Regions from separate parts of the Homo sapiens genome. Here region 2 is linked to region 1. The links are chromatin loops, found by intact Hi-C in ENCODE. Cell type or tissue: natural killer cell. All regions are shown on one strand. Region 1 holds the start of BEX2 (brain expressed X-linked 2). Region 2 has its middle 3.8 kb from the start of BEX4.

The links. Peaks named below come from ENCODE experiments on the same cell type or tissue, not always from the same donor. Only the 100,000 strongest peaks of a DNase experiment are listed, where the experiment ranks them.
Region 2: it touches region 1 in a loop (4-fold over the local background); 7 of 110 quality-filtered maps call a loop at or near these places.

Annotation. Positions count from the first base shown.
Region 1 is chrX:103,309,797-103,312,296 of GRCh38, forward strand. BEX2 (brain expressed X-linked 2) reads right to left here and starts at 1,194. Exons shown (of 3, transcript NM_032621.4): 1 at 1,064-1,194; 2 at 562-637; 3 at 1-185. The coding sequence starts at 180. RefSeq lists a silencer at 930-1,019. In natural killer cell, no CTCF peak of the experiment used is centred here; a DNase peak (open chromatin) is centred at 1,235; H3K4me3 peaks cover 1,189 bases; H3K27ac peaks cover 239 bases.
Region 2 is chrX:103,210,034-103,212,533 of GRCh38, forward strand. No RefSeq gene overlaps it. Among named protein-coding and RNA genes, the nearest start is that of BEX4, 3.8 kb to the right of the region's middle. RefSeq lists a cis regulatory region at 1,046-1,329. In natural killer cell, CTCF peaks have their summits at 1,100 and 1,325; a DNase peak (open chromatin) is centred at 1,188.

The sequences.
Region 1 (2,500 bases):
CTGCCTAACGCGGAACCGCCTACGGTTTCCTCTAGGCACACAGTATTCACTAACATTCAAAGGTAGGGCCAAGGGCTCCCCTTTATTAGCAACTTGCTCCTTTTCATCTTTTTCATCATTTTCCTGGTTGACATTTTCCACGATGAGATTGTTTAACGCTCGTTCCTCTTTGGACTCCATTACTCCTAGGAGACAGAGAGAAAATGGACTCAATTCTTGGTGAACTGATCAGCACCGAGGACAGAGGCCCGACTACCCACCTTTCAAAATTCAGAGCCCTGGATTTCAAAGGCCTTTTTTAAATTTCATTTTTTTTCCACCAGAGAGGCCCCATGTACCCTCGGGGGGGCGAGGGGAGCCAGTCTGTGCCCTTCTCTCCCGCAAAGCCCACCATCTTCTCTGCAGATCCATCTCCAGGCCTCTGCAGGCACCAAAATGGAGGACGAAGAAGGGGTGGGGGTGGGGGATTGCTAAGTGTGGGGGTGAAGGCACGGATTGGGGTCTCAGACTGGGCTTTCCTCATGTTCTGACCCCCTCCCCACCACCGTCCCTCGCACTGACCTGGGCCTATCCTTGCAGTCTCCTCCTCCCGATTCTCGACGTGAGGTGCGTCGCCGCAACACTTGGCCCCGCAAACCTGCAGACGGCCGGGGTGGGAAGAGTGGGGGCTGCTGCAGCGGAACGCTAGAGAGGACCCGCCGCCACCCGGCCCCTTCCCCACGCCGGGCCCGGGCCCTCCTAGCCGCTCTCGCCCCCCGCCTCAGCCGCCCAGCCCCCCAAGCTGACCACCATTTTCTGCATCAAGAAGGGCGGAGCAGGGGTGTTGGAAAAGCTTGCGCTGGTGACGGAGGCAGGTGCTTCCGAAAGGTCGTAGCCTCAGGATCGCCGGCTCCCGCGGGGCCGGGCACCCCTCCGCTCACACAAGGCTCGCGGTCCCGCGGCGGGGCCCCGGGGCTGCATCGTGGACCGGCTGCGTCTCCGCGCTGCTGCCCGGGGATGGGGCATCCGCAGGCCGGGGCTGCTCCCCCACACCAACCCCAGGGACCCCCTCCGGGTCCCTTACCTGCTCCCCCTCCGCTTCCTACTTTCGGGGCCGTACCTGGCCCGCACGTCCTCAGGGACACCGGGAACAGGTACCACTGCCGAGAAGGGAGCGAGCGACGGCGGTTCTGACGCCACAACGAGGTAAGACTCAGTGTTGGCCGATCACGTGTGGCTGTTGTCATCGCCAGAGGCTCCGCCCCCGTCCCACGCCCCCTCCTGCAGCCCGGAGTCAGGTGGTGCTTTCGGGCCCGCCCCCATCCTCACCGGGAGTCCCTTTTAACATCCCCAGCCTGGGCTCTGCCACTCTTCCTTCTCTGTATATTCTTGAGACTTCCCCTGCTTGCCCAGGAAGGACGGAAGGTATCTTCTCAGGGAGCTGTTGGCCATTCCCACTTCTCTGGGGACTTGCCTCTCTCTGCCCTTGGCTCCCAGGATTCACCTCCTTCTGCCTGTCTACCTCCTTCTGTCCTCCTACCAATATTCTCCGTTTTCTCTCCACTAAAATGAGTGGAAGAGGTGTATCAGGAAAGGAGCACAAGAGAGTAGGCTTTTCTCATTCTTAATACCTTTTCTGTATTATTTCTTTTGTAAAACACAAAAAATTAATATACTTCTTTAAAAAGGAAAAAAAGTTATTTTTACTTGAAAGACGGGATTAAAGTTGGGCAAAATGTCCCAACCACCTGTCCTGTTAAGTCATTATATAAATATAGACTCTACACGCAGCTGCTTTTTTAGAACTTGGAAAAGGACAGGGCAGCTGATGGCTCCCCTTTTGAGGGGCCCCTGGACACATGAGGCCCTTCTATGAAATGAGCTAGTGAGTTGTAGTGCTACAGAACCTTGTTGGGTTTTCATAACTAAAAGGAAAAAAAAGGCCTTTTTCACAAATTTCTGGTTCAAACGATAAGTATGTCTTTATTTAAAGATCAAGTAATCATGTATTTAGGAAATCCAGAGACATCTACGGTAAACCTACTATAGGAGTAAGAATTGATTTTAAGAAGGTTGCAGCTACAAGATAAATATTACAAACGTACTCATAAATTTATTTGAAAATGCAAAGGACCTAGAATAGACAAATAATTTTTTTAAAATATCCTACAAATCTTGAGAGTTACATTATATTATTTCAAGACTTAAGGTGTAATAATAAAGTTAGTGTAGTAGTAAACATAGACCTGTAGATCAATAGAACAGAATAGACTCCAGAAATAGACCCATACGTATGTTGTTAATTAGTTTTTGACAAAGATATCAAAGTAATTCTATATGGAAAGTATAGTCTTTTAAACTAATGGTGCTGAAATAACAGAATTCTTAAAGGAAAAAAAGGAGCCTTGCCTTTTATTTATACTATACACAAATTAATTCAAAATGGATCCTAGGCCTAAATGTAAAAGCTCAAATTAGAAAACTTCTAGAATAAAACATACAGAAAAACTTTACAATCTTT
Region 2 (2,500 bases), 100 kb before region 1:
AATAAAGAAAAACAAGAATTTGTACGATATTTTCACTGTTTCAGGTAAGAGTGAGCCTGGAAGGAGTTGGGGAAGAACACACCAGCTTCAGCCTAAATTATTTTTCTCTATTTAATTTGCATATGTTTTTAGCAGGCATTTTAGTAGTCTCCAGTCCAGAAGACATATCATATTCCTCACCTGTGGGGAGCAAGAGTTGGGCAATTCTGAGTCAACATGGCATGCTCAGTTCCCACTGGGTAAATCCGGTAGAGACGGACACGGATATACACACACTCACACACACTCAGCAGAAAGGACTACTGTCCTAAAACTTCTGTTTGACATCAGGGCCCAAACAACATTAAGGCGGTACTCATCTAGTGTGTTAAAAAACAAAACAAAACAAAGCAAAACAAAACAAAAATAACCCTGTTTTTTCTCTGCAGTGGACACCATCTGGGCATCCTCTAACCCAATTCAATTCTGATGTTACCTACCTGGAGATAGCATTAGATCCCACAAGTTGCAGTCTCTGTCCCATAAGACTGTCCCCGCTTCAGACACCAGTGGCAAGTCTCGGCCTCTGGAACTTCTGACCAACCGGCTTCAGGTTAAGATTCCCAAAACCCCTTATTCAGGCTTCATTAATTTGCTAGAGTGGCTCACAAAACTCAGGGACACGTGTGTACTGGCTTATTATGAAGAATATTTTAAAAGATACAGGTAAGCAACCAGATGAAGAGATACATAGGGCAAGGTCTGAAAGTGTCCCGAGCACCGGAGCTCTCGTTCCTGTGGAGTTGGGGTGTACTGCCCTCCCGGCAAGCTGATGAGTTCTTGTTTACCTTCTTGCAGGCCTCCATGAGTTTACCTGTCCAGAGGCTCTCTGTGTCCCATCCCCTTGGGCCTTTTATCAAGATGTCATTAGATAGGCAGGGCTATCATGGACAACCATGTAAAAATGTGATTGAACAAAAAGGGTATAATCTAACACTATTAGACTGAGTAGGGAAACCCAGCAAGGCCTGACTATTCAGATTCTTCTTGGCCTCTCTGTGCAGCATTTCTTCATCCTGGGTATGGGGGAGGACCCCTTCTGAATTGGGGTCTTATTGAGGTAGAGACCCACAGGATTTATTTCCCTGGTCCTGACAGATTAAAGTGAAGAAACGCAAAAACCAGCAGATGGCGACAAAAGCGATCTCTAGCTGCTCTCATTGCTCATTAGTATAAGACGCTCCCACCCAGTGCCACAGTTTACAAAATGCCATGGCAATGGCCCAGAAGTTACTGCTCCTTTCCTAGAAAGTTCTAAATAACCTACCCTTCAATTTGCATTAACCCACTCCCTAATTTGTGTGTAATTGAAAGTGGGAATAAGTGAGTATAAATATAGTTGCCAAGAGCTCATATGTTGCTGATTCTGGGTGCACTGCCTTTGATTTAGCCCTGCTCCACAAAGAGCAGTACTGTTCAAAAACAGGTTGTTGCCCAACACCACTAGCTCACCCTTGATTTATTTTTCGGGGTGAAGCCAAGAAGCCTCCCTGGCTAAGCCCCAAATACGGGAGCTTCCCATTCCTGCATCATTATGACCTACAGTCAGACAAGGTAAATCGGAGAATTTACTTATGGCCACCTCCAAGACAGAAAGGCAGGGGAAAACTAGAGTATATTTTTAGTTTATGTGGTCTGCCTTGGAGAGAAAAAAGGAGTAGGTGAAAGGAGAGCAAGAGAAGGTCAGGGAGAGAAATTCTGTCTTTTGAGGCCTGCTTCTGAAGCCTGAAAGAGCCCCAACATACACGGAAAGACAGTCTTTTTTTTTTTTTTGAGACAGTTTTGCTGTGTCGCCCAGGCTAGAATGCAGTGGTGCGATCTCGCCTCACTGCAAGCTCTGCCTTTCGGGTTCACGTCATTCTCCTGCCTCAGCCTCCCAAGTAGCTGGGACTACAGGCGCCTGCCACTACACCCAGCTAATTTTTTGTACTTTTAGTAGAGATGGGTTTTCACCGTGTTAGCCAGGATGGTCTCGATCTCCTGACCTCATGATCCACCCGCCTCAGCCTCCCAAAGTGCTGGGATTACAGGTGTGAGCCACTGCGCCCGGCCAAGAAAGACAGTCTTTTATGTTTATGGTTCTGAAGCTGTTCCGAAACAAAAGGCCAAATACTTTAATCAAAGATATGCTGATTGTTCTAGCCACTTAGGAAATAACAAAGGCTATGGGAATTATGAGCCAAAAACCACAGATGAATATGTGTATCTCACAGTACCTGTAAGTATAAAATAAAGAAAGAGGTTTTATGCACACCTTTTTTTTTTTTTTTTTTCAGAGAGACCTGCCTCGGCCTCCCAAAGTGCTGGGATTATAGGCGTGAGCCACCACACCTAACCTTTATCCACTTTGTTAGGGACAGAGTGGGTCTCTGGCTCAACAAAAAGCCCAGATAAATCAATGGGGCTTTGGCATATTAGGTCAGCAGAAGGGAAAAGGCCAGTAGAAGGGACAGCAGTATGC